Linked DNA regions of Homo sapiens: region 1 is linked to region 2. A link is a loop called in an ENCODE intact Hi-C map of the cell type or tissue named here. Cell type or tissue: PC-9. All regions are shown on one strand. Links, peaks and the distances in the headings refer to the core of each region. The heading gives the core; the rest is flanking DNA.

The links. Hi-C counts contacts between places; a loop is a spot of excess contacts. Peaks named below come from ENCODE experiments on the same cell type or tissue, not always from the same donor. Only the 100,000 strongest peaks of a DNase experiment are listed, where the experiment ranks them.
Region 1: a loop joins it to region 2, with 2.2 times the contacts of the local background. A loop is called at or near these places in 1 of 110 quality-filtered maps.

Annotation. Positions count from the first base shown.
Region 1 is chr6:167,848,472-167,850,971 of GRCh38, forward strand. The region is part of intron 1 of AFDN (afadin, adherens junction formation factor); the gene reads left to right. Among named protein-coding and RNA genes, the nearest start is that of AFDN, 23 kb to the left of the region's middle. In PC-9, for the core only: no CTCF peak of the experiment used is centred there; a DNase peak (open chromatin) is centred at 1,560; H3K4me3 peaks cover 1,071 bases; H3K27ac peaks cover 2,445 bases.
Region 2 is chr6:167,787,062-167,797,786 of GRCh38, forward strand. LINC01558 (long intergenic non-protein coding RNA 1558) reads right to left here and starts at 9,798. Exons shown (of 4, transcript NR_026773.1): 1 at 9,548-9,798; 2 at 3,886-4,032; 3 at 253-546. LOC441179 (a long non-coding RNA gene) reads left to right here and starts at 8,468. Exons shown (of 1, transcript NR_149041.1): 1 at 8,468-10,725. In PC-9, for the core only: no CTCF peak of the experiment used is centred there; a DNase peak (open chromatin) is centred at 4,620; H3K27ac peaks cover 492 bases.

The DNA.
Region 1 (2,500 bases), core at 1-2,500, 58 kb after region 2:
TTCTATCTCTGTCCCTATCCAGAGATTAATAAATTGTATATACTTTTCCACAGTTACAAATGTGGATTTAATGAACAGTCTTGTCCATGTTTTCTTCTGTACTGATGTAAAATTTTTAGGATGAATACCTAGAAGTGGAATATTTAGATTCAGATTTTTTAGGTCCTGCAAAATTGATCTTGGAAATGGTTCTACCAATTTATATTCCAAACTTCAGTCTTCACCCTCCTCAATATATTCAGATTTGTTGATATGCTCTAAAGTATTTGAAATAATAATTTCAATTTGTTACCCTGATTTCCGTCGGTGAGCATGTTTTCATATGTTCATCTAGCCTTTACTTCCCTTTAATTGGATTTCTCTTTTTTACAGACTCAGCTGTGTATTAAACAGAATGTTCATTTTGTATTATTGTATAGTACAATGATTACTGATTGTTTAGTCTGCCATACTGCTGGAACTGGGTGTTTTCCACCCTTATTTTTATACAGCAGGATGAGACGCAGTGCCGCATAGTGGTTGAAAGTGACTTGTTTCAAAATTGCCAGAGTATGAATTCTGGCCCACTGGTATTAGCTCTGTGAACATGGTCCACTTACTTGATCTTCCTTAGGCCCCGTTTCTTCATCTGTAAGACAGGAACAGTAATAATACCTACCTTATGGGGTTGTTGTGAAAATTGGAGTAGATAACGCATAAAAAGTACTTATTAGCACAATGTTTAGCATAAGGCAGGCATTTATACTGTTGTTATTTGTAGTGCATTGTCATCATTAGTATTTGTGGGTTTTTTCTTTCCCTTGATTTTATATGTTTATCTTTGTATCATGTAATGTAACTTGTGGGGGGGGAGAGATTTCCAGCAACATGTTTAGGTTTAGTATTGTATGTTCTAGGTTGACTCTGCATTCTTGTTTGTTGCCGTTTCTTATTTTGTGTTCAATTATAGCTAGAAATGATAGTACCTTCTTCAAAAGTATCCTTATATGAGATTTTTTTGAACAGTGTAATGTTATAAAAACCCAATCAGTGATTTTGAGGTTTTTGTTTCATGGAACTTTACACATCTTACCATATTCTTATCATATTCTGTATCCCTGTCTTTGAGTTCATGCCTATTGTGTATTCCATTACTTACCTAAAGAATTTGTTTCAGAATGTACTTTTTAGAAATCTATATGTGTATGTGTTAGCCTAGGATATTTATTTAACAGTATAGAAGATTCTCAAAAACAGGAGTTAAGAGTATTATTCTAGTGAACAGAGTGTTTCCATAAAATTAAATGAGAATCTACTTCACTGATTGGTTCTTTTCACCATGATTCTGTTTTGCAAAGAGAATTAATTAAGAAAACTTAATTGAACAGTGAGCTGGTTTCATTAGTGTCACTTTTCCTGTCGAGGTTCTAGGTTCCTTTTGTAAGTTACTACTGATAAGAATCCTCCTAAACAGCTTGACCTCCTTTCAGAAGTCCGTGTGCTGATTTACACAGCTTACCTTTTTGTTTTTCTCATGCCTGGTACTAAGTGACATTCCAATCTGCTGTAGTCATTTGGTAATGCAAAGAGTGAAACTGGAAGGGTAGGCAGGAGGTACCGGTTGGCACCAAATATGCAGTTCAAGATCACTCATGATACCAGGGAGAGAATGTCAAATACTTGAACCAGAACAACACATTGTTTTAGTTTGTAAAATTCCAGTTATAAGGCAGTAATAGTCATGTTACTCTACCTCAAAATTATTTTCTTTCTCATTTGTTCTTTTCACCTCTGTCCCAACCCCCCTCTCGCTCATGGATGTGTTTTGTGTGAAATGTGAAAGGTCTTAAGATAGTGGAGGCTTGAAAAAACTGCCTGTGTTTTAAAATGTGCTTGTGTTTGTTTCCTAATGCAGTACTTTGAAGATATTTTAGGTTTAGGTAAGTTGCTTTAAGTTTTTTTTTCTTAATTGGAGTAGGTTGAGTGCTGTGAATTCAATTTTTAGTGTACTATAAAAAGATAGATGGAAGCACTTTGATTATAGGAAGTTTCTTTGAATCATTTGCTATAGTTTGAGTGTTTACTTTAATGTGAAACTCACTGTAAATCCAAGTAAATGCTGATCTACCAATGTTCATGTATATAATTTGTATGGTACATTATCTTCATCGTTCAAATTTAGAACCTTCTTATTATTTCACATACTTAAAGAAGAATCTTAGTTGCAGATTCAAGATGAAGATTATAAAACATTTTCTTGGGTTTTCTTTCAGTATTATAATTTTGAGGCTGAATTTAAGAACATGGTTATTTTCTGTAGACACCAAAACATTTTATAATTTTGTGTATAGGTTGATTTGGGTAGATCAGTTATATCACTGGAAATGATTTCAACTCTCAGAAATTGTATTTCAACAATATAATTTTTTATTGTGTGTGTGTGTGTGTGTGACAAAGTCTTGCTCTGTTGCCCATAGCTGGAGCCGATCTCGGCTCATTGCAACCTCTGCCTCCTGCAAGC
Region 2 (10,725 bases), core at 3,439-5,938:
CTCTTAATTGAGCCTGAGATCTCAGGGTGCAAGGTCACAGATCTCTTTCACAGCACAGTCCACAGCTGGTGCCAAGACAGCATGTGACTGAGATGTCTAACCTTAACCGACACTATGAGCTACAACACTTACAAACCCCAAAGTTACTGAGATTTTAAACGTGCTCAGCTCTCGTCACATATGTTTAATGCACTAAAGAGCACATTCTTGAGATTGTTCAAATCAACATCGGCCAGCCTGCTAAATACTTACCTGTGCACTTCTGGATCAAGCTCTGTGGGCATAGCAGGTCATTTAAACTTGGGTAGAAATGTGTTTTGTCTTCGATAACCTTCCCGCTGTGCCTAACCAGTGCCTGCTGTCCCCATGAATCTCCTCCTCTGTGCAATGTGCATGAAGCCTGTGCTCTTCCTCACAGCCCTCTCCCTGCAGTCCCAGCACCAAGGCCGGCTTCCCGGGCAGGCCACCTCCTCTGCACACCGCTCCCTGTTCCCTGCTGGGTTTAAGTAGGAATGGAGCCTTCCCAGTGTTGAAATAAACCTGTGTCTGCAAAAGAAAACAAAAACAAGACAGAATTCATTTGTAATTTGGTATTTGTCTGACTTTTCCTATGAACTATTAGGATGCTTTTCTTATATTTCTCTGCAAACATGTTCCGTTTTCCACCCATGATTACGAGTTGCATAGATGATCTACTTCCCTTTCGAGATTGTGACATCTTTGAATGTAGAATCCGTTTCCGTGTATCTGGTACTCCCTGCCGGAGTACTTGCTGCACTGTGGCCATCAATGGGTGTTTGTTCAACATTTAATAATGGTGCAATTTAACAAAATTCCATTAAATTTGTTTCTGTCTACATGGAAATGTAATTTTATCTTATTAGAACCATTTCACTTTTAAATGCCCTAAAATAGCACTCTTGGAATGAGGAAATGAATATAAACTAAGAAGACACCTGTGGGGACCTTTGTCCCAATCCCCATCAGTTACTCTTCCAGCCACCTGGCGAGGATACAGGCTCAAAGGCAGGTGTTAGGCTGAGGTCGCCCAGTCACCAGCTCTAGGGCTCTCGGATGCCCCGCTCTCACCACTACCACGCGCAAGAGCAGAGCGAGAGCTCCTTAACGCCAGTTTATTTAGCATTTTGATCTTTTCATTTTCTGATTTCTTATAATTTATAAATTTGAAGAATGTCTTCTTCCGCACTGGTGGGGGGGGTGTAACTAAAGCCTGGAGGCTGCTGTCGCGACGCCTTTGCGGCTAGAGCTTCTTTTACTATCCTGAGTCAGAGCCTCCCGAAGCCACGGAGGAACGCCCACGGGGCCGGGGGGTGGGGTGGGGACACTGCGCATTCAGGTCTCACCATCTGGGGACCCAGTATGCTGTGGTGCCCTTGCTGAAGCAAGGCTAATTGTCCTCATGTGACCGAGAGAGACTTCTCACGGCCATGCACAAAGACAGAGACCGTGTCAACAAGCATCCCAAGGTAGGACGAGGCAGAGTGTTTCGGATTCTCTTTTAGAATTTGGTGGCAACTGCTGGAGAGGCTGGTCTAATTTGTAACAAGTTAAACAAAGAGCCTTAGGAAGACAAACAGAAGAAAGAACCTTGGATTTATTATAGAATCCAAGGCCTGGCTTTTTGAGCCAGGCTTAGCTTTATTAGCATACAGCATAATGCTTGGCACCGAGGAGACACTTAATAAATATTTATGCACAAATGAATGAGTTTTCAGCATGTCACTTAACCCTTTGTACACTCAGTCTCCAAGTCTACAAAATAAGATGATTCAACTGGATAGTTATCATGATTGTAAAAATGTCTTGATTTAGAGATACCTACTTTTCCCTCATTCTCTACTTTCACATGTGACTAAAGCAAATTATAACCAAACCTCATTAATTTAGAATTACACTAGTAAGCCTCATCTAATTCATTAAAATCTGAATTACAAAATATATTAAGAGAAATACAACATTACTTTTTAAAAATTCAATAAATAGGATGAAGATGTAAGTGAATAAGATTAATTAGATAAAATGATTTGTACACTTATGTTCCAGATTGATAAATCCAAACTTTAAAATGTCCTAACAATAAAATATAGTTCTGAGTTTCAGGGTAGCTCCTTTGTGCTTCTTTCTTTCTTTCTTTCTTTCTTTCTTCTTCCTTCCTTCCTTCATTCCTTCCTTCCTTTTTCTTTCTTTTTATTTTTGATGTTTACTTTTGTTTTTCCAACTAGAAACTAAACCTCTGAAGTCAGGGAATATGTAGTATAGAGCTTGTGAGATAGCTTTTGAAAATGGACAGAAGTATTTCAGAAACTTCTACTCAACAGTTGCTATGGACTGAACTGTGCACTCCCACCCTGCAAATTCCCAGGGGAAGCCCCACCCCTCAGCATGGAGCAGGGGCCTGTAAGGAGGTCGTTAAGGTTAGACGGGGTCATAAGGGTGGGTCCCTGAGCCAATAGGATTGCTGTCCGTATAAGAGGAGCCACCAGAGAGCTTGCTGTCTCGGCACACAAGCATAGAGGGACAGGGGCTGCTGGGCAAGTCTGGAAGCCTCAAAATGCAATCTGCCTGCTGCCCCCTGGATCTCGGACTTCCGGCCTCCAGAACTGTGAGGAATCAATGTATGTGGTTTAAGCTGAAACTACCCAGTCCACAGACAGCAACCCAGGCAGAATAATACAATAGCAATGTCAACACCACACAAAACTCTCCTGTCTCCTTGTAGATGAAGCAGCTCCAACCCACAGGCTCCAGTCTCACTCAAGGCTCACCAGAGATGCAAGCCTCACCCTCCCCATCCACCCCTGCATGCCACCATCCACCCCCATGCCCCCATCCACCCCTGCACACTATCCACTATCTACCTCTGCACTAAACCAGCCACCCTTACACCACCCCCCACCCCTACCCCCACCCCCATCATCCATCCCCACAATACACCATCCATTCCTGCCATTCACCCTTGCATGCCACCATCACCACCGCACTCAGCCATCCACCCCTGCACTCAACCATCCACCCTTACCCCTCACCGTCCACCCCATACCCCGTCATCCACCCCTGCACTCAACCATCCACCCCTGCTCCCCACCATCCACCCCACCCCTCACCATCCACCCCATCCTCAGCCACCCAATACTACCCCTCACCATCCTCCCCAACCCCACCATCCAATCCTACCCCTCATCATCCATCTCCCCACCATCCACCCATACCCCTCACCATCCACCCATACCCCTCACCATCCACCCATACCCCTCACCATCCACCCCATCTCAATCACCCAATACTACCCCTCACCATCCTCCCCTACCCCCCACCATCCTCCCCTACCCCCCATAATCCACACCTACCCCTCACCATCTGCCCCTACCCCCCACCACCCACCCTACTCTCTCTTACTCAGGACATCCACCCCGCTTCAGGCATCTGCCCAAAGCCCATGCATCCACCAACCTGCCTGAGAGAGCAAAGGACCCTCCACCTAAATTCTTATCTGCTCTTCAAGGGTTTCCATCCATTCCACTCACCCTCCGAGTTATCGCCATTGCAGTGGGTGAGACATTTCACTTGAGGGAATGAAGGGTTTTTTTGGTCCCCTCTCCCTTAAAAAAATTTCAGGGAGTTGAACGATGAAAAGCTGCCCTTCCCTTAAGACACACACACATTGGCCCAGCATAGTGTGCTAGGCAGTACCCTAGCATGCAGCAGGCAAATACAGGGCACCTGGGTCCACCTGAACTTCAATCAACCACAGATAATTTCTTAACTTATACTAGATTGAGATAACACTATATACAACCCTACTCTACTACCATGTATTAGATTATGCCAAAAAATAATCCATGGTCATTGTAAATGCACACTTACCTGGCACACTGTATTTTACTTGCTCTATCTGGCAACTCCTTCCATAAGGGAAGTCTGAAGTGAGCAGTCGAGCTGGGAGAGCAGAGTCATGCGGGGCAGGGGAATGATGGGGTCCCACAGCCGTGCCCATCAGCCCGTTGACCACATCTGCATGGCACAGGGAGAAGGAGGGGAGGACAGGTGGGTCCCGGCACGGCCACCCCTTCATCAGCCCATCAACCACAGCCTTCACGGCACTCATCCCATGAGCTGTCACCCAGCACCCACCAGGAACTGAACAAGAAGGACATGGCTGTGTCCTCAGGGAACTTAGGGAGGACAGTTATCTCCCCCACAACACAGTTCAATCAAATGTACCACGGGGCAGGTGTTAGTCTAATATTAACCAGTGCTGGGAACACTGCGTGATCTTAGTTCCTTCTTGAAAAGTTTGTTTTCAAAAAGCTGAAGGAAAATACATCACAGTGATACAGAAGTTGAACCAGCTCTGGCCCTGAGCACCAGGGCACCAAGCAGGTGATGGGGCGGCCCCAGTACAGGCAACAGCACGTGGGGTCTGGGGGCAGCCGGGGATCCAAGCTTAGCCTGGGCAGCATGTGAGGTGAGTGGCCAGCAGCACACCCCAGCGTCACCTGGAGCCTTGGTAAGTGAAGCTGCCAGAAAAAGCATGGATTAAGCAAGAGTTTATTTTGCCTGGGGTCATCATTTTAGCAACATAAACTTACGTCATTAATTTGCATTGGCATCTGACCATTTTGTGAAATGTGGAGTTTCTGAGGGCGGCAAGGCACCTAGAGTCCAGCAGCTTCCTGTGCTGCCCACTCTGGCAGAGACCCCAGGCAGAGAAGAAGGCGGCAGAGAGGTAGACTAGCTGATGAAATTTCTGATTTTGTAACTCAAGCCTTCTTTCTCATTAATTTTTTTCACTTCTCCCTTTTTATGGAAATAGAACATACATACAGAAAGTACACTTAAAGTATCAGCTTGATGAATTTTCACAGCCTGCACTCAGCCTCATCAGCAGAGCCAGATGAACAACCTGAACACACAGCAGCCCTGAACCCTCTGCGGGCCACTCCCAGGCACCAAGCTCTGGCACCCTCACTTCTGAAGGCAGAGAGTGATGTGCCTGTGTTTTTGCACTTTATACGAATATATTTTGTCTTACATCTTAATTGCATATGTTATTTATCCCCAAGTTCCCTGAGGACAGAACCATGTCCTTCTTGTTCCTTCCTGATCAGTTCCTGGCGGGTGCGGGGTGGCGGCTCTTGGGATGAGTGCACGCTTGGTAGTGAAGGGGTGGCTGCGCCTGGACCAATCCGCTCTCTCTCTCAACCTCCCTGTGCTTGACAGGCTGCGGGCATGGCTGTGGGACACCATCAATGATTACTCTCCCTTTAACCCTTTCAGAATCAGCAACACAAGCAGTGCTTTAAACCCAAAAGGTCCCTTAGCACCAGGTCATAGAGATTTTGCAAAAGCCGTGGGATACGGAGCTGGTACAAGTGGAGTCTCTCTTATTCGAAATGCCTGGTACCAGAAGTGTTTTGAGTGTTTTATTGTTTCGTATTTTGGAATATTTGCGTATACATAATGAGACATCTTGGAGATGCTACCCAAGTTGAAACACAAAATAAATTCATGCTTTATATACACATAGCCTGAGGTAATTTTATACAATATTTTTAATAGTTTGTAAATGTAATGAAATTTTGGTTACATTGTGACTGCAACCTGTCACATGAGGTGATATGGTTTGGCTGTGTCCCCACCCAAATCTCAACTTGAATTGTATCTCCCAGAATTCCCACATGTTGTGGGAGGGACCAAGGGGGAGGTGATTGAATCACGGGGGCCGGTCTTTCCTGTGCTGTTCTCCTAATAGTGAATAAGTCTCATGAGATTTGATGGCTTTATCAGGGGTTTCTGCTTTTGCTTCTTCCTCATTTTCCTCTTGCTGCCACCATGTAAGAAGTGCCTTTTGCCTCCCGCCATGATTCTGAGGCCTCCCCGGCCATGTGGAACTGTAAGTCCAACTAAACCTCTGTTTCTTCCCAGTTTTGGGTATGTTTTTATCAGCAGCATGGAAACAGATTAATACATGAGGTCAGGTGTGGAATGTTTCACTTGTGGCATGAGGTTAGTGCTCTAAACATTGTAGATGTCAGGGCATTTGGGATTCCAGGTTTTTGAATTAGGGAGGGTCAGCCCGTATGGCAAAAAGCCAGGTGCAGCAGCCTCCAGTCTGCAGGCCTGAATATTGGGCTGCTAATGCAGGAGAAGGCAAGATTGATCTGATGTCAAATATTGAAGCTGAAATGTGTCAGTGCCCATGTGGATCAATGTTTCATGTGAGGACAATGCTGACATTTTTCTAACCAGCTGGATCATTTTAAACCATTGTGCTGAAAAAAAGACAATCAAAGAATTATGATTTTTTTTAAAAATCTCCCTAGCCTGTAAAGTTTAACACTGAAACACAGTCCTTAAGAATATCTTCTTCTAAGTGTGGTGTACAAAGTCCATTTCTGCAGTGGTTTGAGGCTGATGTGCTTCTACAAGATGGTGTTGTGGTCTGGCCTAGCTATGCAGATCCTTTTGTTTCTGTTTCTGGAAATATGTCAGGCATGTTGCCCTGTTGGTGTAATTTCCTTTAATTCATCCTCGGTCACCGTTTTCCAGGGCCTCTGGGCATGGGCGTTGATAACCTACGCCTGGTAACACCAACGTCTGTGAGCCCAGCCTGACAATGATTCTACCACCTGTCGATGGAGCAGGTTTCAGTGTAAACAAGCGTGTGAATAACTGCTGAAATATTGACGCTTTATTGCCTCCACGGAGGCCACAGTTTCCTTTATTTTATGATGGTACTTGAAATAATGTTTGATAAGAACCTGCCCAAAAGTCCTCCTCACATGGAGCATCTTAGAGTTTCAAAAGAAAATTGTTGAGGTTTCTGTTCAAATTCCAGAAGATCCAACTAGAGCCTGGGAGTCATCATCATGCTTCTGGTGGATTTTCTCCTGCTCACATCACAGAGTGTGATTCTGAGACCCCTCTAGCTGTCCCAGTCCCCTATGCCCAAATTAATTCATTCACTTCAGTGCTTCGAAAACTGTCTTTAATTCTCACAAGCCCCAAGTTGATGCATTCTTCTGAAATCCTTGCTTGATGACACTAAGTATCCATTCCCTGCCATTCTCTGTCACCACACGCTTTATATTTTTTCATTGCACATAGTAAAATATGTAATTTTATATTTGCTTTTCATTTTACTTTCCATCTCCTTCACCAATATGGAAGCTCCAGGAAGGGAGAGGCGATGGACTTTCTTCCCCTGTTGTTTTGCTACCATCACGCACACAACGCCTGAATTATAGTCGCTGCTCAATAAACATCTGTTAATGAATAGATGGTAGTGGCACAGGGGCCCGGCGCAGGTGAAAACCTCCCTGTATTCCTCTTTAGCTCAGCACTCAGGGCACATTCCTTCCTGTGCACAGTGGAAGGTAACTCTGCTGAGCCCTCTGTCACCGTAGCCTCTGCAGAGGTCCGGGCACACGGCCACCTCAGAGCCCTCCTGCAAGCGTAGCAGCCTCGCACGCCACCTGGAGAATGTGCACATGTGTGGGACTGGCCCTGGTTCCCACCACACTGGGAGGTGGCCTTTGCAGAGAGTTGTCATATAACAGCCCTGCCAAGGGGAGGGTGGGACGTCTTGGTTTCACATGGATAAGGTTCTTTAAGGCAGGCTCCCTACAACACTTAGCAAATAAATAGTGTTTATTCGTGTGCTCATCCAAACATTTGTTGCCCAATGCAAATTCACTAGAATCATAGTGTCAAACAGCTGGATGATCGCTCATCATCACACACAGGCTTGAGGAGTCCCAGAGCTAACGTCAGCAAGATGATGGATGGACAGATGAGAGATAGATAAATAGATAATAGGTTAATAGAGACAGATAGATGGTAGATAATGATGATAATGAACTTAGGTATAGATAGACAGTAGATGTGGATAGGTAGGTAGTTAGTAGGTAGATAGATAACAGGTTAATAGAGATAGATAATAGATAGATAGATAATTAATAGATAGAGATAGATGAGAGATAGAGATGACCCTGGCTTTATCATTTATTAATATCATTTCGACAAGGCAGAGACCCCAGCCCATGGAGAAGCTGTTGGTGGTGTGGCTGAGGTATGCAAATGTTTATGCACACGTGTGTTTTTGAGGGGGAAGAGAGGAAGGAAATGGGGGAGAGGAAAGAAGAAAAACAATGGGACAAAGCACCCAGGGCCGCCATTCACGGGTCCATGTGTTAAATAGGTGGTTATTTGAATAGTTGCTGCTGAAAGCTTCTGCTACCTTCCCCAGGTCAGGAATGAAACACACAGGCCCTGGTGGTGGCTCTGGTTTTTTCTGGAATTGTTCTACTGGAAACTGCTCTCTGTGAATTGACGGCTAATGAGACAAGCATCCGGAGCGAATGAGGGGCAGTGCCCTCCTCCCGCGTCCCCCTCGTGGGCTCCTCCCAGGCCGAGGAAGCTCGCTGCCCAGGCTTGGACAGACCCCCGAACAAAGGGAGCCGACAGCTCCACAACACTCAGCCCATGGGGACTGCAGCAGGTGAGTCTCCACCCAGCCTCCCTCCTTTGGACCAACACGAACTCCGGAGACGTCTGGGTGCAGCTGCCTCAGGCCCTGCTGTCTTCAACGGGGACTGAGGTTGCAGTTTAGCTGGCTTTCCTGTTCCTGCTTCCCCGGGTCCCCCTCAAAGAAGCCGCCTGCACCCCGTGCCACCTCACTCTGGCATAGCCCTACTTCTCCAAACCACCAGGCCTGCCCTCCCTTGTCCACGCAGATCTGACAATCTCCACAGTGCTGTGCAGACTTCAGCTCCAAGAAGTTGCAAGTGATGGAGATAAAATCCCTTCCTGAGAGAGTCATGAACCGTGGCCTGTTTGAGGTCAAAAGAAGAAATGAGAACAAAGCCAAGCCAAGGCTTCGGAGTGAGCCCTGAGACACCTCTCAGCTGGCCGGGTGGCCAGAGATCCACCCTGCAGGAGCCGCCCCGAGGCAGGTGGGCCACATCTCCCAACAAGCGGCACACAAGAAGGCCCCTCGCAAGAGGAGGCATCTGTGGTCTTCCCAGAGCAAAGGCAGCAGCCCCGGGAGCCCAGCCAGTCACTGGCCACCTGCACGCCTCTACACAGCAGACCTGGCCAGGCGGGCAGTGCCCCTGGCCCCTTGCGAATAGAACGTTGTGGAACAGGCGGAACCTGGGCAGCTGTCCTGCACTCTGGCCAGCCAGTCCGTGGATGCTCCTGCCAGGCAGGACTGAGCCACTGCCAGTCTGGCCGGTGCCAGCCTTTTCTCAGATCCAGCCACGCCCTCTCTGGATACGGTCTGGACACCGGCAGACCAAGCAGGCAGTTGCCTCCCTGGCTGGCTCTGACCTCCTGCAGCACAAGGAGAGGATGCACTGCACTGCCAGGCCTCTGGGCACCGAGGGCCGCTGCTCCGCCGTTTCTTTCTGCTACCGCTAATTCAAAACAGGGCAGGGAGCAGCTAGGCAGCAGCTGGGAGAGCTGCGGGCTCCTCCACCCGGTTGCTGGTGGGCTCCATCCGGCCGCACCGCCCGCACCTGCTCACCTCCAGCTGCCTCGGCCCCAGCGGCACGGACGGACTCAACGGCGACCACCGCGGCAGCTCCCCGGGGACTCCTCGCAGGTCAGCTGAGCTTTGCTTTCAGTCGGCGTGCACGGTTCCCAAACGTCGGTGGTGATTTTTGTAAGTGAGGTGGGGGTCACCACAGGAAGAGAGGGGAGGCAAACCTCCCTTCCCGCTGTGTCCCGCCTTTCCTCCTGGCGGTTGCGTTTCCACGTGTCCTGCCTGCTGCCCGCCCCAGCCCACACTGAGCAGGAAGGTGGGGCGTGGCGGGGAGGGGAGTGGAACTGAGGGAAGCAGAGAGGGTGGTGCCATTGCCCCCGGCCTAGCTTCTGTTTGATCATTAGTTTCAATTCAAGAAAACGTTCTTTTGAGGGAATTTTAAAAATGAATCACGTGCACCTCTTAAGAAAACCGAGTGTCACAATCGTTGTTACCACGCAGGTGAGAGGAGAGGAGGGAGGACGGGAAAGGGAAGGGGCATGAGAAAGGCGGATGGGACTGAGCTTCTACGGCTCCCTGGCCGCGGCGCACGCGCTGGCCCTCCCCGTCCACAGCAGCAGCGGCATCCTCCCCACCCTACAGCGAGGAGGTGGACGTTGCCCCGAGGGGAGGAGCGTGTCAGGGTGGCTTCCAGGTGCAGGTTCTCGCGCAGGCCTCAGCCTTCATAGGTGCATTCCGCTCTAGAACATTCCTGTTCATGCGTGGTCGTCGCTCACTGGTGGCCGCTTAGGTGCACTTCTCAATGGCAGTGCCCAGCACGGAGCAATGCCTCGGAGTGGCAGTTTCTTCAGTACGGTCCCCACGGCCTCTCCCAAGGCGGAGGATGCTGCCGCCAAGGAAACTGGCTCACCACGGACGCTGGTGAGCTATGGAGCTATCAGTGAGGTGTGGATTTCTCAGGCCTCTGGCGGGAGCCGGAGTAAAGGCCCTGAGTGTCTAGACCAGCCAGAGTGTCTGCGTGTAGGTCAGCAAATGTGGGCAAATGTCTAGGCGGTGGTGTCCTGCAGGGAGCCGAAGGCCCGTGGGGGACGTGACCAACTCAGCATTCCGCTGGAGGCTACAAACAGCAAACTGTTTATCATGAATGCAGGATGTGGGCAAACTCACACTGCCCTGCCACCAAAAGGTTTGCTAACAGACATCACTCCCTAGCTCCGGGC